Linked DNA regions of Mus musculus: regions 2 and 3 are each linked to region 1. A link is a loop called in an ENCODE intact Hi-C map of the cell type or tissue named here. Cell type or tissue: heart. All regions are shown on one strand.

Region 1 (8,000 bases):
CCAGGCGTCAGCAGAATTGGCACGAGTCAGTGGGAGAGACCAGGACCACCAGGGACACCAGGACAAGTTCTCAGCTGTGCCTCTCTCAGTGAGGAAGCAAGACCAATGACATGTCGCAAAGCTAGCTATGTAAGCCCCTGTCATTGTCTATTTATACTTTCTCCAAAACCATGCGCCTTCTACAGTTCTTACCTTAGCACGTGCCTTGCCTTAGCACGTGCCTTGCCTTACCACGTGCCTTGCCTTACCACGTGCCTTGCCTTAGCACAACTCCATGTGAGTCTGCATCAGCGGACATCACTTTGTCAGTTGGCCGGAGTCTCCAGAAGCAGCAAGAAGCCACCAGAACACCAACAGAAGCTTTTTGGTGTATTTCTCTCTATGGAGTCACCACAAATGGAGCTCAGCTATGCAAGGTAAGGGGAACCAATACCCACATGTGTCCTTTGACACACTTACTTTATCAAAACATTTTTTTTTTATCCATGTCTGCTTCAGGAAAACTTTCTTTTACATGTCTGTTTTAACAAAACACCTTTTTTTTTTTTTTTTAAACCTGTGTCTGCTTTAGTGAAATTTCTTTTTTCATGTGTCTGTTTTAACAAAACATCCTTTTACTTATATCTGCTTTAGAAAAACACTCCTCCATGTGTTTGCCCCAGCGAAACATCATTAGACACAACTGGCTTTCTAAGGAAAACCAAAGTTTCCACTTCAGAATTGCATCTGCGCTTAGGAGTTTTGGAAGTAAAGCTGATAGGTTAGCCCAACGCCTTGCTTTCTCCCCTTCGGGATGTGCTTGTCTGCTGTGACCCCAGGTTTACCTGACTTCCCCAGGCAGCTTCTGACCCCACAGGGATCTTGCCCTGGCTCTGCTCTGCCTTCTACAGTCATTTCCAGATTGAAGTCACAGTTGTTTATATACAAGAAAGGACTTCCCTCTACACTTTATCAGTACTAAGTGTGATGTTTTGGACTTGGGTACATTTCTCATAAGTTTGGGGTAAACTCAGGGTAGAAGGGAAATACCATCACGGAGCTATCTCACAAAGTCTTCAGAGCTGTCCGAGAGTGAGGAGCTGGCATAGCCAAGCACTCGCCAATCTGAAGAGATGATTCTTATGTGGTGTGGCAAAATCATTTATGATTAAGTTCTCTAACCGAATGTACAAAGACAGATACTTGAGTGCCAAAGTCATAGTTCTTGGTTGAGATGTTTACCTGAGGGGGGGGGGGAGTCTAGACAACACACACCAAGATAAGAGTCCTCACTCAGAAGAGTCAAATCTGTATTTCAGTCATGCTGGAAAACCAGCTAGTTTCAGAATGCCCCCAGTTCCCCGACAGACTGGAGTATAGACAGCAACCAAAATCAACCAACCAACTCTCTAACCAACCCACTGTCTAATCATCCAACCGAAACACCAAGATAAAGGTAGCATTTTAACTGACAGACAGTATTGTGACATACAAAGGGTCCTTCCAAAGATAAGGACTTCTGTGTGCAGTTCATGTGTACCATCTCCATGTGTGTGTGAACACCAATGCCTGTATGTGTGTTTGAGTAAGCATGTATGTATGTTGGTATGTATGTAGGCCCAAAAGGGCAAAAGCAGCAAGCTTTCTCCAGTGCTGACCCATCTCTCCACCCTCATTCAGTGCTGACCCATCTCTCCACCCTCGTTCAGTGCTGACCCATCTCTCCAGCCTCATTCAGCTTTTTATGTGTGTGCCAGGGCTCTGAGCTCAGGTCCTTCTGTGTCTGTGGCAAGCACTTTATGCATTGAACAACCCTTCTGCCCCCTGTTTGCTTTTTTTTTTTTTTTAGGGTCTCACTAGGTAACCTAAACCTGGCTTTGAATTTATAATCCCTCTTGCTACAACCTCCCGAGTCTTGAGATTAAAGATAGATACTTCCATGCCCAGATATCCCAAGTTTTAGATCGAAGTTTTGAGTTAACAAAGCACTACCAACACCCACAAGCTTATGGTATAATGGTATTTCCACTTCAGTGAAGAAACATCAGGAGCCTGAGGGAGGAAGTCAGTGAGCCAGTCCACAGGGCCAGATTCCGGGTGTCCCACGTGCAACCATGCATGGCTGCACAGCACACCATCATCTTCGTTTTTACTTACCTCTCCTAGTTCCCACTCTTGGTAAGCTGTCCACCTTCGTGGAACAGGAGGGAACATAAGAACACCCTTTGCACTATTGCACAACGTTTCTGCAAGTCTCAAGATAAAAAATATAAAATGAAGCCTGACATATTCTTTTAGTGTGGATGGTGGTTTTTGCAATTCTGAAGAGAATCGTAAAAGCAGCGTGTATAGCTAGGAGTAGAGCAGCATTTTATTAAAGGACCCTCCCTGGGCAGCGATTTAGTTGTTTCTCTTCTTTATTGGCTCTTAGGACAGCACCACACAGCATGGATTCTCGGACCATGCCTGGTCCCACTACCATCATCATCATCATCATCCTGAACATAGACTTTCTGACAAACATCAATAACTACAACCCTTCCAGATCCAACTCCATCAACGCTCCAATGACTCTTCTCTGCTCACACACACACCCCTGCTGTCGGCTGGCTCCCCAGCCCACCCCCTCTGCTCTTTCAGTTTTTTTTTTTTTTTTTTTTTCGAGACAGGGTTTCTCTGTGTAGCCCTGTCTGTTCTGGAACTCACTCTGTAGACCAGGCTGGCTTCGAACTCAGAAATCTACCTGCCTCTGCCTCTCAAGTGCTGGGATTAAAGGCGTGTGCCACCACTGCCCGGCTTCCCTCTGTTCTTTCAATGTCCACAGGCCACTCTCCATTTCCAGTTGGGTCAAGGTCAAAGAGCCGTGCTTCCAATGGCAGTAGATGTCCGGCAGGTATTGAGGTTCAAGCAGATACGCCTCAGGATTTAATATCTGTTCTCCAGCCAACAGCACGTGTGACATTCTCAGCGGCATGGACTCTGAACAGGTGGCTGTCCCATCTGTCTTTCAACAGATCAGAGGGAACGGTGGCAAAGGGCAAGGCTGGCTTGTAATGAGGGCACCTCTGGCAAGGAGATATCCACCCCTACTTTCTCTGTTGGATGGCAATATTGTTAAATCTCTGCTCCCAGTCTCTAGTCTCTCCTAAGCAGGGTACTGTGTTCCCCGCTGTCTCATTCTTTGAAGCACAGCTCGTGTGTTTGGAGTCTTGGTTCTTAGCTGGTGGAGACATTTTAGGAAGCTGTGGAACCTTTGAGAAGCAGGGCCTAGCCGGAGGACGTGGGCCACTGAGGGGAGTGGCCTGAGCTTTGAAGTCCAGCCCAGTTCTGGCTTCACCTCTCTTCCTCTCACTCTCTTTCCCTTTCCCCCTTCCCCTCCCTCTCTCTCTTCTCCCTCCCTCTCTCCTTCCTGAATGCTGGTGTGAAATAGCCACCTCACTCTCTTGCTTCTACAACCACAAGCCATGGTTATAAATATAAGCCATTCGTGAGAAGTCGTGATCCCATTTCCTCCTCCTCCTCCTCCTCCTCTTCCTCCTCCTCCTCCTCCTCCTCCTCCTCCTCCTCCTCCCTCCTCCACTCCTTATCTCCAGCCTCCTTGGTGTTGTAACTATTTCTTGAACACCACCAGCCTAGGCATTCTATGTATACTGGCTCCTGTCTAACTTCCATCCTAACCAGGAGGTCGGCACTATGTATCTACCGTATAAGTCTTTACTAGTGTGTGCCTTCCTGTCTCAAGCTGTAAGAATCTTTCTAGATGATTCTAAATTGTGTTAAGCTGACAATTAGAGCTATCACCAAGATCACAGGTGGCTTTTGTGCTCTCCATGTCTTGAGATAGCCCCAGGCCTAGGCACATCCTGACAGCTTCCTGCCCTCCCCTGGTCCTCTTGGTGCCACGTTCCTGGGTCTCAGCAAAGTAGAAGTAAGGAAAGGCAAACAAAAGGCAGATTTCTCAGCTTCACTGCGAAGCAGATTTCTTGCAGGTTAGTTCTTTGGTGTTGGGTAGCGGTTCTAGTCCTTTCTTGCTTCTCTGGACCAAGAGAGTCACCGAGAAAACAAGTATGCCACCACCAGAGGGCGCTGCGACCACACAATTTTTTTTTTTCTGCAAAAACTGACCTCTGCAAACATAGTTTAGATTTCTTTTGTTTCTGAGGAGAAATTAAGGGTTGCCCGTGGTGGTGGCAGTAGTGGGGGCTGGGCAGGCGGTGAGAGGGCAGGCGGTGAGACACGAATTAATACGGAGAAGCAGAGATGGGAAGTGTAGCAAACACTCTGCAGGTGCCTTGCTGTGTCATTATTTGAAATTTTCAACTCTGTTGGAACACTTGCTTTCAATATCGAGCAGAGGACGATGCTGAGGAGAAGGGCTGTGCTGCCGAACAGAACTGGGTGACAGCCCCAGATCTATGCTCAGTAAATCTGTGACTACCCATGGGGGCCAACGAGGCCTGGAACTTTCTGTGTAGACAAGGCTGGCTTCAAACTCGGAGAGATTGGCCTGTCTCTGCCTCCCCAGTGCTAGGATAGTAACACCGTGCTGCTAGACCCTGTGGCCGGCCCCTAGTTTTCTCAACAACGCCATGAGGCATTTGTGAGAATTAAAGGAATGAGGTTATAACATGTCCTGGTCCCAGAGAGCCACAAGAGTGCAGCGCTATGACAATGATATATTACTTAAACCTTAAAAACAATCCTGTGTACATGTGTGTGGTATGCATGCAAGTGTGTGTGTGTACATGTGTGGGTACAGGTGTATGAGGCGTGTGTAGGGCCCAGATTAACCCTGGGAGTTTTCCTCTATCACTTTACACCCTATTCGTAGAGGGTGGGTCTCTCAGTAAGATCTAGAGCTCACTGGTAGAGCATCTAGCCAGCCAGCTTACCCCACGCGGTGGTTAGCTTTAACTGCCAACCTGATGTAGCCCAGGGTCATCTGGGAAGGGAGTCTCAATTGAAGGAGTAGCCGAATCACATTGGCCTGTGGGGATGTCTGTGGGGGGTTGTCTTTGTTCTTAGTTGCTGTAGGGGAGCCCAGCCTACTGTGGCCTGTGGTCCCGGGTTGTCTAAGAAAGCTAGGTAAGTGTGAACCCATACGGGAGCCAGCAAGCATTGTTCCTTCATGGTTTCTGCTGCAAATTCTTGCTTGGGTTCCTGCCCTGGCTTTGCTCCGTGACTGACTGTGATCCAGAAGTGTAAGTCAAATAAACTCATTCCTCCCCTAAGCTGCGGGTCTCAGTGCTTCATCGTGATAGCAGAATAAGGACACCAGGACACTGTGCCAATCCCGTCTCTACCTTCTGAGCATGGGAGTTTCAGGTGGGCAGTCATGCCTACTCGGCATTCCCGTGGGTGCTGGGGTCCACACTCTGGCCCTCGTTCCTAACCAGCAAGTGTTCTAACCATTGAGCCATCTTTGCAGCACATTGACAGGTTTTGGCTTTATGTGGCTCAAGAAGGCCCCAGCTGTGGCTTATTGTGGCCTGCGGTCCAAAGCTGAAGAGCTGGTATGAGAAGGAGTACACGTATGTAGGGGAAGGAGTGCATTTTGGAGAGTGGGATGGAAGAGAGCAAGCTACGCCACGGAAGAGCCACTTGCTTCTTTAGATCAGTGTCCACCCTGGCAGGAGGGGCCCAGCAAGAATCCACCTGTGATGCTGCATTTGAGAACCCAAGAGCCGGGCTGCTATGCTGTCACAGGAACTTGGCTTTCCTGGTACTTGAGTTCTAGAAAATGGAAAAGGAGTGCTTGCTCTTTTTTTCTTCCTTCCTTCCTTCCTTCCTTCCTTCCTTCCTTCCTTCCTTCCTTCCTTCCTTCCTTCCTTCCTTTCCTGTCTTTATGTCTTTCTTTCTTCCTTTCTCTCAAGGACTGCAATGCTAAGAGGCATTCCACAAGCAATCATTCACAAAGTCCTATTTTCAGGGTTGGACTCTGTCAATGCATTTTAACCACAAAAGAGAAAGAATTCTAATTGGAGGGTAGGGTAGTTTCAGGAATGGCGGTTTCTGCGCTGTGTAGTGGCAGGTGCTGGTGAGAAGCTGATTAATCCCATTCAATAAATAAGAGGTTGCGTTGAGCAGCGGCACGCTGGGTACCAAACACTTAGGTATAATTCCTCTTATTTCATGCCCTCATACCCTTTGAGGTATGCGAGGGACGGAGTGTTAACTAAGATTCGGTTTTACTTTGTGTGTATGTGTGTGTATGCTTCTGTGTTCTGCCGTGTGTGTGTGTGTGTGTGTGTGTGTGTGTGTGTGTTATATGGGCACATGCATGTTTAGGTACGCTTGCCCGGTGTATGCGTGGAGACCAGAGGGGGCTATCGGGGGACATTAGCTCTTTTGCTCTCTCTCCTTTATTTCTTGGAGATACAGTCTCTCTCAGAGCCTAGAGCTAGGCTAGTCAGCAAGCTAATTTGCTCTTACTCTGTTCTGCTTTCAAAGCATTATGGTTTCAGGTATGAGTGTGGCTATGCATAGCTTTGTTCTGTGAGTGTTTGAGATTCTAATTGAGGTCCTCATATTACCCACTCAGCCGTCTCCTCAAGTCTGACTTTTGAGTCTAACCAATATCTAGTGAGTGCAAAGGAGTACCTCACTATGATTTAATTTTCTTTTTAGATTTATTGATTTTATGTGCATGAATGTTTTGCTGACGCATAAGTCTGTGCACCACGTGTGTACCCGGTGCCCGGGGAGGTTAGAGGAGGGCACTGGATTCCCTGGAGCTGGAGCTAAAGATGGTGTTCAGTCACCATAGAGGTGGTGGGAATTGAACTTGGGTCCTCTGCAAGAACAAGTGCTCTTAAGTGCTGAGCCATCTCTGGCTCTCACTGTGAGTTTAGTTGGGACATTCTTGATAACCAGTAGCATCAAACATCTGCCCACATGACTAATGACTAATGGTTATTTATTTGTAGATATTCTCTGGAGAAGTATCTCTTCAACCTTTTGCCTGTTTTCAAACTGTTTTTTTTTTTTTATGATCAAGTCAAAGAATTCTTTTTGTATTCTAGGAATGTCTTTTTTCTGGTACACAGTTTGTAAATTCTTTCATTTAGTAAATTTTCTCCTCACTTCCTCATCTGTATCCTTTGAAGCACAAATGCCTTCCGTTTTAACATGCCAAGCTTGTTTTCCATTTGTTGCTTATATTTTTGGTATCATAAGAATTTAACGACAAATCCAAGGTTGTGAGGGTTTACTAGTAGGTTTTCTTCTAAGATATTTATTATTATTATTATTATTATTATTATTATTATTATTGGATTCCTGGTCTCGAGTAAGCTATGCTTGCCTTGAACTTGCTATGACATCTGTCACAACCGTGGACTTCTGGTCCCATTTTCCTACCTCCCAGATGCTAGGATTACAGGAATGTATCACTGTGCCTAGTTAGTGCAGCTCAGTGACTCTAACCCAGGCTTTAGTCCTTGCTAAGAAAGCACTGTTAACTGGCTCACCCACAACGCTCCCAGGAACCTTACAGTCCTAACATTAGAGTTCTGATCTGTTTTGAGTTGAATTTTATCTGCGATGTGAGAGGGAGGATCTAGCTTCACTCCTTTGCTTACGGGCATACGTTTTCTTCTCTCCCCTGTTCCACAGCCTCTATACTCCTGTTGAAAGTAAGCTGACTGTAGGCACCTGGGTTTGTTTCCACGTTCTCATGTCACCTGTTCATCTGTAGTCTATCCTTACGCAATCCTTCACTGACTCGTTACTTCTGAAGTTTTAAAACTGGGATACATGAGTCCTCCAACTCCACCCACCACCACCTTTAGTGATGTCTTCGCTGTTTCAGGCCCCTGATGCTCCTATAGAAACCTGTAAAACTTAAAGCTTTCAGGGTTGGAGAGATGGTTCAGCTGTTAAGATCACTGGGCTCTTCCAGAGGACCCAGGTTCAATTCCCAGCACCCACATGATGGCTCCATCTGCTCTAACTCCAGAAGTTGTCTTTCCATGTGTTCTGTTCTTTGATTCCTTTAACAATTTCATCCATTCTCAGAATCT
Region 2 (8,000 bases), 260 kb after region 1:
TCTTCACTGGAGTGTGCGCAACAGCCTCTCCTTCTCACTGGAGTCATTCATAGAACAGGCAACGCAGGAGGCTCTCTTAAGCAAGATCGCGAAGCTGCAAAGGCAGAGAGGCCCTAAATATTAAAAATGAAGAAAAGCTATCCCAGTTTATGAATGGCATTAATAACCCCAAATAGGGTCTTGTGTGGGAGGGGTGTCTTCAGTTGTATGTTTAATAAGATCTTAAAACCCAACTTCCTCTATTACAGTGTTGCCTTCTAAATCCCTCATGTCTCGGAACTTGGAGGGAGCCACTGCACTACCCTTGAAAAAGAAGGCTTCTAAGTGATCCAAAACAAAGGAGTTAAACACATGGACGGGCCCAGACACACACACACACACACACACACACACACACACACTCACACACACGGGGGGGGGGCAAACAAATACACACAGCGAGACACATAGGGGGCGGTGGGGGAGGGTGTCTGCAAACACCCCGAGTCTTTTTTCCAGCTATCCACAGGGCACAATGGTCCTGTTAGAATCTGTTTTGTCCCGGTAGCTTTTGCACCTGGTGATTTCAGGACAAGTCACTCCACGGTGGTCTCCTCCGCTTCTGCTTTGGCTGCTCAGTTTCCACCGCCGCCAGTCCAGGGAGAGAGGCCAGGAGGGTTGACCCGGCCTCCGGCATCCGTGAGGAAGTGGACGTCAGGCTCCGGGAGAACTCTGCACTCGTTTCCTCTTGGATTTCCAATGCAGGCAGTGGGCTGGAACTAAAACTGGGAACCTCCAAAAACAAACAAGTACAACATACCAAAAAAAAGGGGGAGGGATGAGGGAAGACCTCTGGCTGGAAATATGCCAGCGAAGAGGGAAGCTTCCCTCCCCCCCCCCATTCATAAATGCCACTCCGGGTATTAATTTGCAATACACTTCTCTTGGCTAATAAACATCATGCCAAAGCTTTGGGACTTGATCCGAGCATGCCTCTTTGAAGTCCACAAATAGATCCCTGGCTTAGAAACCAACTCCCCCTCCCCTTTGGACTCTCAGTAGATAACTTTACTCTCACCTTGGTTGTAAACAAGCAAACAGCTCGCTGCCTTTCCCGGTAGGCATCACCAAACAAAACCACTTTTGTTCCTCTGTCTCCCGCCCTCCCATGTCTAGGCAAAGATCTGAAGGGTTCACACCAACACATACACCACGCCCCCCCCCCCCATATACCCTCTTCAATCAAAATCATCACCCTCGCGCCCCAAGCATCCCGCCCTCCCCAAAGGAAGTTGTTATTTAAAGTGGAAAAAAACGAACTTTTTTTTCTCTCTGATGGATCTGAGAAGAGGGGGGAAAAGGTGCAACGGAGCCAGGGGAGGTGCTTGGCAGCAGCCCGCGCCAACCAACATTCCTGAGATGTTTGAGAATTCTAGAACGCGCCGACAGAGCTACGTCACTGCAACACGCGGCGCCTAGGCAGGCATTATAAAGGGCGGGCTCCCGGCGCTGGGGCAGACCGTGAGCGAGAGCGCCCCAGAGAAGCGCCTGCAATCTCTGCGCCTCCTCCGCCAGCACCTCGAGAGAAGGACACCCGCCGCCTCGGCCCTCGCCTCACCGCACTCCGGGCGCATTTGATCCCGCTGCTCGCCGGCTTGTTGGTTCTGTGTCGCCGCGCTCGCCCCGGTTCCTCCTGCGCGCCACAATGAGCTCCAGCACCTTCAGGACGCTCGCTGTCGCCGTCACCCTTCTCCACTTGACCAGACTGGTGAGTTGGATTTTTTTTTTTAACCACTGCTTCCCGGTCTGCCCTCATCGATTCCTTTCCCCGGGCCATGATCTTTCACCGCAGGGAAAGTTAGACTGAAAAGTTCGGAGGTAGCTGTTGCTTTATGCCCAGGGGGCCTCTTCCTGGGACGCAGCCGCTGGGGTGGTCAGGCTGCCGGGACGCGATCGAGACACTTCTGGTGGACGGAGCCCCACAGCCAGACCTAGGCTCAGGGCAGTTTACGTGCCTCCCCGAGCAATGCAAAGCAATCTCACGCGCTTCTCCCTCTTGCAGGCGCTCTCCACCTGCCCCGCCGCCTGCCACTGCCCTCTGGAGGCACCCAAGTGCGCCCCGGGAGTCGGGTTGGTCCGGGACGGCTGCGGCTGCTGTAAGGTCTGCGCTAAACAACTCAACGAGGACTGCAGCAAAACTCAGCCCTGCGACCACACCAAGGGGTTGGAATGCAATTTCGGCGCCAGCTCCACCGCTCTGAAAGGGATCTGCAGAGGTAAGAGGCTTGTGGTTTGGCCCCTTTAAAAAAAATAATAGTCCCCATAGTCCAGAAGTTTAGTAATTTTGAGACCATGTATGGTGGACGCTTTGTTGATGGTAGCTTGGCAGAAAGGCACATGATTTCAGCAGTCTGGAATGCAATTCAGAGTGTCTGGGCCCAACGAAAAGCGCATACGGAAAAGTGATTCCTGACTAACTTATTGTTCAGCTCTGGAGTCTCGGGGGAACTGTAGGGAACTTTACCATACATTGAATTGAACAGCGGAAAATATGTATGAGTTTCAGCCTGTGGCGGCGAATCTTAACCTTCTCCTCTCTCTCTTTTGGTCGTCTTTGCAGCTCAGTCAGAAGGCAGACCCTGTGAATATAACTCCAGAATCTACCAAAACGGGGAAAGCTTCCAGCCCAACTGTAAACACCAGTGCACATGTATTGATGGCGCCGTGGGCTGCATTCCTCTGTGTCCCCAAGAACTGTCTCTCCCCAATCTGGGCTGTCCCAACCCCCGGCTGGTGAAAGTCAGCGGGCAGTGCTGTGAAGAGTGGGTTTGTGATGAAGACAGCATTAAGGACTCCCTGGACGACCAGGATGACCTCCTCGGACTCGATGCCTCGGAGGTGGAGTTAACGAGAAACAATGAGTTAATCGCAATTGGAAAAGGCAGCTCACTGAAGAGGCTTCCTGGTAAGTGGATATAGAGTCCTTAAGACACTGTGCAGAAATGCTTTCTTGGTCTGCAACTTTGTAGAAACCAGTGTGTGTATGCAAGCATCTAAGAAGCCTTCCATTTCCTTTATCTTTCTAGTCTTTGGCACCGAACCGCGAGTTCTTTTCAACCCTCTGCACGCCCATGGCCAGAAATGCATCGTTCAGACCACGTCTTGGTCCCAGTGCTCCAAGAGCTGCGGAACTGGCATCTCCACACGAGTTACCAATGACAACCCAGAGTGCCGCCTGGTGAAAGAGACCCGGATCTGTGAAGTGCGTCCTTGTGGACAACCAGTGTACAGCAGCCTAAAAGTAAGTTTCTTTCAGGGCTTGACCGTGATGACCCCACAGGTGGGTGGGATATGAGCCTCTGTTCAAAAAAGAAAAAAAGAAAAGTCCATGATATATCTGAAAAGAAATTGTCTTTATGAAGCCCAACACTATGTACAGTGGTTAAAAGCATACCTCCAAACAAACAAACAAACAAAAACAAAAAAACAACAATCCTCATTCTTGGCTTTCTTTTGTTCTTTCTTCCAGAAGGGCAAGAAATGCAGCAAGACCAAGAAATCCCCAGAACCAGTCAGATTTACTTATGCAGGATGCTCCAGTGTCAAGAAATACCGGCCCAAATACTGCGGCTCCTGCGTAGATGGCCGGTGCTGCACACCTCTGCAGACCAGAACTGTGAAGATGCGGTTCCGATGCGAAGATGGAGAGATGTTTTCCAAGAATGTCATGATGATCCAGTCCTGCAAATGTAACTACAACTGCCCGCATCCCAACGAGGCATCGTTCCGACTGTACAGCCTATTCAATGACATCCACAAGTTCAGGGACTAAGTGCCTCCAGGGTTCCTAGTGTGGGCTGGACAGAGGAGAAGCGCAAGCATCATGGAGACGTGGGTGGGCGGAGGATGAATGGTGCCTTGCTCATTCTTGAGTAGCATTAGGGTATTTCAAAACTGCCAAGGGGCTGATGTGGACGGACAGCAGCGCAGCCGCAGTTGGAGAATGCCAAGGGGCTGATGTGGACGGACAGCAGCGCAGCCGCAGTTGGAGAAGACTTCGCTTCATAGTACTGGAGCGGGCATTATTGCTCCATATTGGAGCATGTTTACGGATGACGTTCTGTTTTCTGTTTGTAAATTATTTGCTAAGTGTATTTTTTTGCTCCAGACCCCCCCCCCCCTTTCTTGGTTCTACAATTGTAATAGAGACAAAATAAGATTAGTTGGGCCAAGTGAAAGCCCTGCTTGTCCTTTGACAGAAGTAAATGAAAGCGCCTCTCATTCCTTCCCGAGCGGAGGGGGGACACTCTGTGAGTGTCCTTGGGGCAGCTACCTGCACTCTAAAACTGCAAACAGAAACCAGGTGTTTTAAGATTGAATGTTTTTTTATTTATCAAAGTGTAGCTTTTGGGGAGGGAGGGGAAATGTAATACTGGAATAATTTGTAAATGATTTTAATTTTATATCAGTGAAGAGAATTTATTTATAAAATTAATCATTTAATAAAGAAATATTTACCTAATATCTGAATGTATGTTGTTTGGTATTTTTAGAACCCATCCAGGCAATCAGGAACAACTGTTCTTGTCAATCATTCCAACAGGATTTTTTTCCCCTGAGGACCTACTATGTGTCAAGAACTACTCTAGGTGCCCTACTTGGGTGACAGTGAACTGTTAGGAAAGTGGCTGCCCTTGCAAATCTTTAGGGAACAATGGTGGCATATAAGCTGTCAGCTTGGAGGGCGAAGTACTGAACACGGGCATTTGTGAAGCAGAAAAAGGAAGCAGAAATTGAATTTGTTAACCTAAAACAATGATTTATTTTTACAAGGATTGAAATGAAAGCCTAAGAGTTACCCCATTACCCCGAACAAGTGCGGCACTTGTTTCTTATTTTAGCTTCGGGGTGATTCTGTGTGTGGTGCAAGTAGAGGTGGGGAACCTTTTAGTAACCTCTGACCACAGCTGCATGGATGAAGTGTATCTAAAAATTAGAGAAGCTGCTTCAATATTTTACCATTGGCTACTAGCAGAAGCGAGGGGAAATTCCTGGGACCTATTGGGTCGCTGGTTTGTTAATAGATGAGCTTGAAGCAAAGACTTGTGTTAATCCTAATAAGCCAGTGAGGAATTTCAAGGGCTTTCCAGTTGCTAAAGGGCCAGGGCTGCCCACCCCCTTCCTTTAATAGCACACATCATATTGATGGCCGAAGGAGCATTTAGATAGAGTGGGCTATCCAGAGGTCAAAGGCTAGACACTGAGCATTCTAAAAGAAAGGGGCTGACTGTGGTCTAGGAGAGGTAGAGACAGCTGCACTAATGTGTGTGAAAAAAAGCCAGCAGCCTGTGTTAGAAAAATCTACATCTTTAGAAAGCGCTGACAATAAACCTTTTATAGGAGAAATTTTCCTTTCACCGGCAGTCCTGGCTCCCATTCAATCCACAGTGAGATATTGCAGTCTGCACTTGAATCCTTAGACATAAGAGAAAGTGTTTTGAGAAGTGGGGGAGGGAGACAGCTCTTGGGATTGTATAAGGGAGTTTTCTAGATAGATGAATTAATAATGGTGATTTAATAAAGACCTAAAAAACTAAAATAGAATAAAATAAAATAAAATAACAAAACAAAACACTTTCTCGGCATCTGTCTTAGAGCTTTCGAGATGAATGGCTAGGACAATCTACAGTCAACAAGTCTCTAATCTTGACAGTACCCTGCCTGAAATACTGCAGATTGTACCTTCAGAACTGTGAGTTTTTCTCACCGAAGGCACTGGCATTTTATGGTATTTGGGACTTAAGCGCCACCTGGCCTCGTTGTGGATTGCAGCTAGGCTGGTCAGTGTGTGATGCTAACATGCGGAAGATGATGAAGGCATGAGGATTTTGTGAGGGCAGTTCTGATGGACAGATCTTGGAATCCATAAGCAATACCCCCAGTATGAATCCTGAATTGTTGCCTTATGTCCAGAGAGCCCACAGACTCTTCCTGTCTGTTCAGAGACCACAGAATGATGTTGTATGGATCCATGGCATGGGTAAAAAGACAGTGTCTGTGCAAAGTGTCCCAAATGAGGGACAATGTAGCTGAGAAAAACAGTGGATCTTTGAAAGGCCATTGATCTCCATGAACTTACAGTGATGGTGCCAAGTACGTTCAGTTACCACAATGATATGTAGAGCGCAAATTATGCCCCTTTATTTGGACAGGAAAGTACAACAGAAATATAAATACAGTGATACAGAAAATACTGAAGAACTCAAAAGCAGCCAAGAATGAAATTACAGTCCTCAGACCATACAAGATCAAGTATACCCGGAGTAGATCTTGTTTAGTTCCATTATTGTGAAGACAAAAGCTACTCTCTTTACAGATATGACATGGAAGTCAACTGTATCAACATGCATTGTGATGTATGTACTAACGACAGTATACCAGCAACCATAATAAAGACCCCCTCATGCCTCTCTCCCCATCATCCCGGCTTTGTGATTCTGGGATGGTTTTTTGTTTTGTAGACTTAAGACCAGAGTGTTATAGAATGACCTTGGAGTCTTAGGCATTCTATGAATTTTAAGAAATATTCTATGAGACACGAAGCAGCCTGATCATTGCTGGGGTGCTGCCTCATATGAATGCTATGTACTCGCCATTCCACAAAGGGACACAGCTAAGTCAAAATTAGAAAAGTATACTTTAGGGTTATTTTTTTCCAGTAGTGGGGACATATTCAATCTGTTCACAATGTCTTCTCCTAGGCTTCTGTTACTACTGGAAAGTCCATTGAGTGATAGGCAGCATAGGTTATCAACAACACAGTCTCGGGACAGCAGAGCTGCGTCCTGGGCAGAAGGACAGGTGACTCAGCAGAAAGACTGCCACACAAGATTCAGAGACTACTTTCACGGCCAGCTCTGTCCTTAGCTTGCTAGGTGCTTCTTAACCGTGTGAACATGAGGAGATGGCTTTCGGAATTGTTTTTAAAGATTTGTTTTTATTTTATGCGCATCTGCGTTTTGCACTCTGTGATGAGTCCCCTGGAACTGGAGTTACAGACCATTGTGATCAGCCATGTGGGTGTTAAGGATGAAACCCTGGACCTCCCTCTATAAGAGCAGTAAGGGCTTTTAAATTCTGAGCCATTTCTGCAGCCCCAAACTTTAGGCATTTTTTGGGGGGAGGGAGGGAAAGCCCAGACAATTATCCTATACTTTCTTTGGTATATTCTTCTTCTGCCTCCTAAGCTGTTGCTTTAAAGTACATGGATCTGTAAAGTCAGAGCTGCCCAGGTCTTCCTATGGTTCTCACTCCCATGAAGCCTTTGGAAATACGTGGCCAGAACCTCCCTCGCCATCCCCTGCATGCTCTTAGTTCCTGAGGCCGTGGAGGTCCCTGCACCTCACAGTGCGGGTCCACACTTTCCCCTCACAGAAACCCTCTGGAATCCATGCCTCATGAAATGTGCTGTCCTAAGAGATGATTTAAATCAGAGCACACATTTAAAACACAGTGATATAAGTGTCCTAAGATCAGGCGTTTGTGATAATTTCACCGGTAACGATTCACGTCTATGGAATCTTACAAAACCCAATTCCATTCACAAATCCTCAAATGTATTTTTTTTAGAGTGTTACAGTTCCCACATACTCTGCTCATAAACGCTCCTGAATTGACCCCTTTCTCCTTTGTGCAAACATGCACACCTAAGCCACCATCTCTTGCCTGAATTGTTGGTTGGCCTCCTCACTTGCTGTATTTCCCAGCGGTGGCTGCAAAGGCATTTTCCATCCTCCCTGCATGTCTGTCATGTAGCCCATTGCTTCCACCCCAGTCAGTGGAGTATGTCTCCTATTCTCTTGACTTCAAGCGCTTCATTGCCTGCTCACAGTGGAATTCTGGGGTGCTCACTTCCTCTCTCTCACAGAGGAGGGGTCACGAAAAGGAGGACCACTCTTCTGATCTCTGTGGACGACCAGAAGCCCAGTATCCCATGAACTGGTCCTAGAGAGTGAGTTGGC
Region 3 (8,000 bases), 150 kb after region 1:
GGAAGCACTGCTTTGTTCTGGTTCTTCCCACCCTCTGGCTCCTGTGGTCTTTCTACTTCTCTTCTGTGATGAGGAGGTGTTCTGTACTGTCCCCGCCTATCATTTACATCTCCATTTCCTCATGTGGGTTTATTACCTTAAGCTAAGCCTCTATCCTCTTCCTAAAGAGGTCCATAAAACTGAAAATGATTGAGGAAATGATAATTAAAGCCATCATCAGTCTGCAGGAAGAGACTGCAGGAAGAGTGGGGTGGTTTTCTCCTAGACAGAATTATCCCACTGGCTTGGGAAAGGATAAACTTGCTCTTATTAGGGAGAAAAGGCCAGAGGATACATTTCACAGTTTAGTTTGAACAAGCTGTGTCAGTTAATCATTATTTAGGTGCTAAGACCCTTCTGAGAAGAAAGTAAGAAAACGGTTCAGTAGTTGTTGTAAGAGTAAGGGAAAGGCCATGACACACACACACCCTCTGGTACACCGAGAACTTGTGCAATCATTATCTACACAGAAGATTTAATCATTAAAATGTCCCTCAATCCTCACTCTATCTTCAGTCCTACTCTGGCTTTAGATACTTTGTTTATTGGACTTTGACTTCAAAAGTTGACTTTTCTCTTTAAAGTACACTGGATCCATTTGAAGCACGATTTGCTTCTCCAGGTTGATTTGTTTCCTAAAAATTAAACCTATTAAAAATATCCCCACTTGGGAAGACACAGAGCTGTCAGTGACTGGTTTGCTGACTTTCCATACACACAGTTGTCGTCACTAAATCTGCAGCTCTCTGCGCAAAGCTTCTGAGCTCCATGAGTCACTGGAAACCCAACTGAGGAAAACACTGTTTTCTTAGAGAAGCTATTTAAATTTGGGTCTTCATTCTTTCTTCTAAGGAAAAAAAGTTATTAAATACAGCACAATGCTTTGATTAAGAAATAAATATTTTCTCGAGACTTTTTATTAAAAACAAAGCAATAATAAATGACAGGAAGATTCAGGGAAGAGAGGGCTAAAGTTATAAACCACCTATGCTCACAATGAAATGTTTGCAACTCCACCAACTCTATCTTGAGTAGAACTGGGTGTGATGGATCATGCTTGAAATCCCAGCATTTGAGAAGCAGAGATAGGAAGACTGCCACAGTGTAATACAGACTGGGCTACACAGCCAGCTGCAGGTCAACTGGAGCTACAACCTGAGACCCTATCTCAAAATAAAATCCAAATCCCTCATAAGGGAAGAGAAATAAGGTTGGCTAAATCATGGAAACATTTGTTCGACAAAGTATTTTCTGTGTGTCTCTCCCATATTAGGCTTTGGAAACCAAGTGTGAAACAATGTAGACAAGATTCCAGCTCCTAAGACAGTAGAGGGGAGGGTAAGATAACGATACATCAGAAAGGCCAGGGTGGGGGTGGGGTGGGGTAGGGGAGAGGAGTGGAGAGCACTCATAAGGAAAAATGGTTCAGGTCAGGGAAGGTGATGTCTAATATCACAGACAGCAGGACCAGAGCTTTGGAATCCTGCACACCTGAGTTCTGACTCTGGTTTTATTGGAGCCACCCCTGTAACCCTGGGCAATCTATCCACTTTCTCTGACTTAGTTTCATCAATAACGATACTGTTGAATGAGCATTGATGAAATGCACGACACAGACCTGGCAGTTTGTGGCCAAGTGGCAAGCATCCAATAAATGTTAGCTAAAATGGTATTAATGGTGACAGCAGGCCAAGGACAGCTAGGCAGAGGGAAGAGGAGGAGGGGAGAGGAGGAGGAGGAAGAGAGAGGAAGGAAGGAGAGGAGGAGGGAAGAGAGAGGAGGAGGGAGAGGTGGAGGGGAGAGGGAGGAGGAGAGGGAAGAAAAGGAATAGGAGTTGTTCCTGATAAATGTGTTTCCAATAAATGAAAACCAGAGAGGAGGCTCTGGGAATGAAAGAACAGAATCTGAGCCAAGTGTTGGGGGGTGCTTTGAGGAAAAGATGTAGAAGTGAAGCTAAAGCTGGAAAGGCAAGCAGAGCCCAGGTCAGCAGTGGCCAGCTCAGCAGTGGCCCTCCAGGAACTTTGTTCAGGGGAGAATCAAATTTGAGTTGACCTTGGCCTTGGTGTGGAAATGTAAGAGAGAATAAAGCGGCCAGGGACAGGAATACCAATGATGGGATTTTTAAAACAACTGCTGTAGGTTTTCACACACCACACACACACACACACACACACACACACACACACACACACACACACCAACCACTGCATCTAGATCCAAAAAGGACCCTGGAGTTACCACTTGCTTGTCTGTTTACCATTTTGTTGACTTACTGATGGATTCACTCATTTGTTCAATAAGCATCTATACTGAAGCTCATAAGTTCTTCATCCATCTATCCATTCATCCACCCAATGAGCATCAATAACTGAGATTACTATCAGCTTGTCTGTTCAGTATTTCATTCATTATCAACACTTGATTCAATTCAGTAAGCATCAACACTTGATTCATTAAGTATCAACACTTGAAGTTCAATACTTTTCGTTCATCTCAAACATCCATGTATCCATTTATCCATTCATCAGGCATCAATTCCTGTGAAGGTGGCACACCGCGCTGTGAGAGATATTAGCGAGCATCACCCTGCATACCCCTGTTTGCCAGGAGCACCCTACCCAACCATGACTGTCATCTCCTCTCCAGCTAGGAGGTGCCTTACCTTACCCTATCAACACAGACCCATATGTGCAGGAGTAAAAGTGCTTTATAGAGAGATCATGACAGTGCCACTGAGCAGATCAAGATGTAGCCCAAAGCATGGAGGTGGCTTGCCTTCCCTCCCCCTGGGAAACAGAAGCTACAGCTCAGAGGTAGAATGCTTACCTACTGTTGGCAAGGTCCTGAGTTCAATGCCCTACACAGAGAAGGAAAACACAACAAGAGTTCTGCGTGACCTTTGGCAAGTACGGGTCCACTGAGCTGACTACAGAGTGGAGTCAAATTCTGACATTTAAAATATCAAAATATCACCAGGAGAAAGATCACTGCTAGCTCTTATATTGGAAAATCCGAACTTGGAAAGTTAATTGCACAAATAATATGTTATTTGTGTTCCATAGAGATGAACCTTCCTGAAGTAAGATGGACTAAATAAGGGCGATTAGGGTCAAGAGAAGAAAGGAAGTCTTGTTAGACGAGTACCATTTTGAGAGTTTTGACGTCTATTTTATCTATTTAGCATCCCAACCTATCCACCATTGCTACATTCATATTAGGTTAAAATAGAGTGGAAGCCATTTGTATAGGTCAAATTGGAAAGGGAAAGTGGACAGGCTAAGAGAATGATACCTGCTACTTTTGAAGTGTAGAGAGAAGAGCTACCTAAATGGCAAATAGGTAGACTTTGATTATACTCAATCTCTAGGATTTCACCAGGCAAGCAGATCAAGGGTGGAATAGGCATATTTAAATCATAAGCCCAAAGAACTACTTGCAATGCGACAGAAAAGTGAAAAAAAACAAACAAAACAAACAAAAACAAGGAAGAAAACCCCTCAGATAGGAAAAAAACCACCTGCATCGTGTCACACTGCTGGATGCCAAGAGTGTGGGAGAATCTTAAGGCTGGGCTCTTCTCTGGCAGTCAGAAAAATCCCAGGCCAGATGGCATTTTAAAATCTAAACTCGTGTGTCTGTGCCTCTCTCCCACTAACCTACATTATTTTTAAAGCAGTTACAGCCATTTCTACAAGATACGATAATGTGTTGGCCCCTTGAAGAAAACAAAAAGCAGTCTTAATTGCAGAGAGAGAGGGGAGAGAGAGATTAAAATGACAGAACTTATTAAAAAAACAAAAACAAAAACCAAAAAACCTCCCATTGCTAATGAAACGGAGCACCCCGCAGCAAGCACAGCTTTTCAAACCCGGCCCATTCACAAACACATTTAAACACAGCTCACTAACAAAACGCTGAACACATTCGCTTGCCAGTTCTTCAAGACTCACTCGCCACCACTGAAAAGTAACTTGAATTCCTTGGGTCTCTGGGCATAGTCTCTGCCTGGTGTCACCTGGTCCGCCCTGCCAGGAGCTCCCCCAAAGGAATCCCTGCAGGACTTGGGGACCCCCCCCCCCCAAGCCTCCACCTGCCCTCCGGGAGGACCCTTCTCTGTCCTCACTGGCAAGGAAACAAGAGTAGCATTGTCCTCAGCGCTGTGTAATTTGCAAGATAGAACCTCTGGCGCTCTGGGTCTCCAGCCCAGCCACCTGCCCAAGTCCTCGTCACTACACTCCAACTGAGATCGACTCAAAGGCTCCCCGACTGCGAGGAGGTGTGAACAATGAAGTTATCTGGCTCGGATTTCCCACACCCAGCCACGCCGCCCGGAGTCCGGCGGTGGGAAGTTGGGAACTGAGCCCGCGGGGTCAGTTCCACGAGCGTCCCCCCTCGGCCGCGCCCCTCGCGTCGTCTGCCCGGGGGCTGGCCCGTTACCTCCTTCCTGCGGCTGGGCGCCCCGGGGCGGGTGATGAGGGCCGTCTCCTCGCACACGACGGCCACGTCCTCCACGAACACGCAGTCGGGCAGGCTCTCGTCGGCGGGCAGCTGCACCACCTGCAGCCCCAGCTTGCTGCCCAGCACGCCCACGTAGAGCTCGTGCTGGCGCTCGGCGCGAGCGAAATCCACCTCCTCGCCCTGCGAGCGCCTCAGCGCGTGGCGGCACAGGGACTCGGGCGGAGCCCGCACCACGGCGTGGGTGGCCCGGCCGAAGGCGGAGGGGTGGCCGAGGCCGGCCATGGTTCGCGCGGAGAGGAGGCGACGGTGGCTGGGTTTGAGTCGGTGGCTCGGTCCTCCCGAGAGCAGCGCGCGCCCAGCCTGCGAGCCTGCGAGCCTGCGAGCGCCCGGCGGCTCCTCTTGGCAGCCGATGAATGTGCTGCTGCGGGAGCCCGGCTCGCGCCCGGAGCCCTGCCCGCGCCACTGAGCATGCCCAGAGCTCCGGGCGCCGGCCCAGCGCCCGCGGGCCTATTCCTATGCTCTCCGCATCTGCCGCAGACCGGCCTGGGTCAATCGGGATGCGGAGGCCAGGGACTTAATCAGCAATGACTCCCTCCGTGGTGTGTGTATCCCACCGCAGGTGCACGCCTCACATGGTCCCCATGAGGACCTGGAAATTAGGCAGTGCTGAACTGGACCTGCTGGAGAAGACTTCACGGTCAGGGGACCAGGTGAAGGGCGATTGTTTATGGATAAACTTTCCCTTTCTCTTCTTCTCTTTTTATCCAGCACGTGGAACCTCGGTTCTCAGCGTGGCAGCCTGTCTTCACCCAAATTACCTCGACTTTCTCCAAATTGACCAACTGCCCCACGTGAAACTCAGTATAGTATAAAGAATGCATTTCTTCCCACCCAGGAGAAAGTAACCCAAAAGACAGACACACAGTTACAATAAGTATCTAGGAACAGTGATACTTCAAGCCCACAAGGCAATTTAAAGTGGGAAGAATGCCTCTTCTTGTTTTCTCCGTTTTTCTTTAACTGCACTAGGCTTGTCATTCAATAAAGGAGTGTTTATCTAGAAACCAGCACACATACCTACCCTATCTCATCCCCATTCGAGGCTGAAGGCACAGAGATAGGGTGAGGGATGGTACTGTGGGCTTTAACAATGTCCTATTCCAGGCTTCCCAAGATACACTTCAAAGTCACTGTTTTAATAAACCTGTGGTCACAACAGACCTTGGGCGACATTTCACCCCTGATGAGCTTACAGCATCCATTCCGAGAAGGATCAACCACCTCATCCAGTCCCCACAACTACCTTAAACAACGAAGACTGCAAGAACCCAGCTGTATCTCACCAGGGCAGTGGGATTGGCAAAACCCTCGCCCCCCCACCCCCCACTTCCTCTCGCTAACATTCTCATCAGGACTCCAAAGATGGACTTGGGAGTCTCCGAACCCCGTAATGAAGCCACGTGGATGAAGTCTTTATCTGCTCTTCACCAACACGCTTCTTTTGAGGACTGGTGCTAGAGCTTAGTCCCCGGGGACGCCCAGAGCTTTTGCCCTAAAGCTCAGGTAACAAAGATTGACCCTAGAATACTTTTCTCAGTGCAATCAGTTCTGAAGAAAATGTGATTCCAATGTGTTTATTTCCAGAGCCTGCTAGAAGCAAGGAGCTAGCATTTTGTTCCCACAATAGAACTCTGCCCCCCCCACCCCCCACCCCCGCGGTCACAATTCAGTTCCTTGACCTTCGGAAGGAGATTCCAGCTTCCTTACAGCCTCGCCCTTCCTGTGGGAACACACCTTTCGGAATTCCTGTCACTTCTCGACCTTCCCTCTTTGCCGCTCAAGAATCCGTCCTTTCTTTGATGGTGATACAAAGCCTGTTCTTTTTCCTCTTTCACATATCAAAGTTTAAATAATCCAGGGGGTGTGCTCTTCTCAAGGAGACCACCTCCAAAATTCTGAAATAGTCTAAGGCGATAGTCTCCTCCCCCACGGGGTGCAGCACACTACTAACGTACAGGTCATTTCCATAATCAAGTATTATAATTGAACGAGGTGTGGTGGCTTGCACCTAAAACTCAAGTCCGATTGAGGCAGAGGGAGGCTTGAGGCTAGCATGGTCTACACAATGAGTTCTAGTTCAGTAGAGGATACATAAGAAGCTCTTGTCTTGGGTAAGCCACATATATTTATAAGCATACGTATGTATTTATACAGACACATATGATTTGACTGTGACCTTAGAAACCCTCTCATTTGATTATTTTGTCTAGTGTTTTGAAACCCAGCTGTGGCATCCAGTATCCGCGTCAACCTTTTGCTTGTATATTTTAAGCCCTGTTTAACAAGACCAGAAATATTCCATGTCTGAGGATCTATCCTGCTTAAGAAGTTCTTCGGTTTGAACTTCAATCCCCTTGGTCTCAGTTCTGCCTCCTGATGAAAGGGGCAGCGTTCTTTCACAAGCCGCTATTCACATATTTGAAGGCAGTGCTGTTATCTCTGCAGTCTGTCCTGACCCCTGCACTCTTGAAGCCTGATCTAGCAGGAAGCAGCTTCTGATTTGGTTTCACAGTCCTTTTAACATTCTCATGTTCTTCCTTTTGATGAAAACCAACTTGGCCATATCCCTTCTAAGACACCCAGACAAAAGATGATTGTCCCTACGCCTGACTGACGGACACGATGGCAGTTTAATCCAGATGGGAATATGCTCTTCTCAAGGGGACCATCTTCAAAATCCAGGCTGTACTTCTCCCTCGTGTTCTGTAACATACGACTAATTTAAAGATCATTTTGATCATTGAATAATATTTTTGAACCAGGTATGGTGGCTTGCACCTGCAGTCCAAGTACTAGCACCTGTGACAGGTGCACTGGTGACAGGTACATCCCATGACAGGTGCACCCCATGACAGGTGCATCTCTGATAGGTGCTAGGCTCTGTCAATCATGCATTCATTTCCCCAGTGCTCTGGTGCCAAGGCCCATGCTCCAGCCATCTTACAAGAGCTCTGATACTAGCTTTTAGAATTTCCAGGAACAAGTTCATCTATGCCATCCTATAGGGGTTGTCCCAGAAGAGCCCACAGTGGATAGGGGATTCCTTCTCTCCCTTAGCCCAAGGATGGTGTGGTAGTTTGCATAAGCTTGGCCCAGGGACTGGTACTATTTGGGTGTGTGGCCTGGTTGGAGGAAGTGTGTCACTGTGGGCATGAGCTTTAGCTACCTGGAAGTCAGTCTTCTCTTAGCAGCCTTCAGATGAAGAGTTAGAACTCTCAGCTCCTCCTGCACCATGCCTGCCTGGATGCTGCCATGTTCCCACCTTGATGATAATGGATTGAACCTCTGAACCTGTAAGCCATCCCCAATTAAATGTTGTCTCTATAAGAGTTGTCTTGGTCACAGTGTCTGTTCACAGCAGTAAAACCCTAACTAAGACAGATGACTTGAGTTTATGTTGATATAGCATCTTCCAGATTCTAAAATAAGGGCTTCAACGAAGG

What was found. Peaks named below come from ENCODE experiments on the same cell type or tissue, not always from the same donor. Only the 100,000 strongest peaks of a DNase experiment are listed, where the experiment ranks them.
Region 2: it touches region 1 in a loop (4-fold over the local background); 12 of 42 quality-filtered maps call a loop at or near these places.
Region 3: it touches region 1 in a loop (2.4-fold over the local background); 7 of 42 quality-filtered maps call a loop at or near these places.

What each region holds. Positions count from the first base shown.
Region 1 is chr3:145,901,736-145,909,735 of GRCm38, reverse strand. No RefSeq gene overlaps it. Among named protein-coding and RNA genes, the nearest start is that of Gm35187, 15 kb to the right of the region's middle. In heart, a CTCF peak has its summit at 4,049 (motif pointing right); no DNase peak of the experiment used is centred here; H3K4me3 peaks cover 225 bases; H3K27ac peaks cover 1,115 bases.
Region 2 is chr3:145,643,477-145,651,476 of GRCm38, reverse strand. Ccn1 (cellular communication network factor 1) reads left to right here and starts at 1,492. Exons shown (of 5, transcript NM_010516.2): 1 at 1,492-1,747; 2 at 2,042-2,255; 3 at 2,600-2,944; 4 at 3,066-3,280; 5 at 3,509-4,506. The coding sequence starts at 1,685. The coding sequence ends at 3,811. It overlaps Gm17501 (a long non-coding RNA gene), which reads right to left and starts at 1,400. Exons shown (of 3, transcript XR_003954574.1): 1 at 557-1,400; 2 at 1-94. In heart, CTCF peaks have their summits at 2,074 (motif pointing left) and 3,254; DNase peaks (open chromatin) are centred at 696, 1,436, 2,156, 3,186 and 1 weaker place; H3K4me3 peaks cover 3,894 bases; H3K27ac peaks cover 3,260 bases.
Region 3 is chr3:145,755,641-145,763,640 of GRCm38, reverse strand. Ddah1 (dimethylarginine dimethylaminohydrolase 1) reads right to left here and starts at 4,949. Exons shown (of 6, transcript NM_026993.3): 1 at 4,477-4,949. The coding sequence starts at 4,779. In heart, no CTCF peak of the experiment used is centred here; DNase peaks (open chromatin) are centred at 4,930 and 6,310; H3K4me3 peaks cover 1,944 bases; H3K27ac peaks cover 1,655 bases; H3K27me3 peaks cover 386 bases.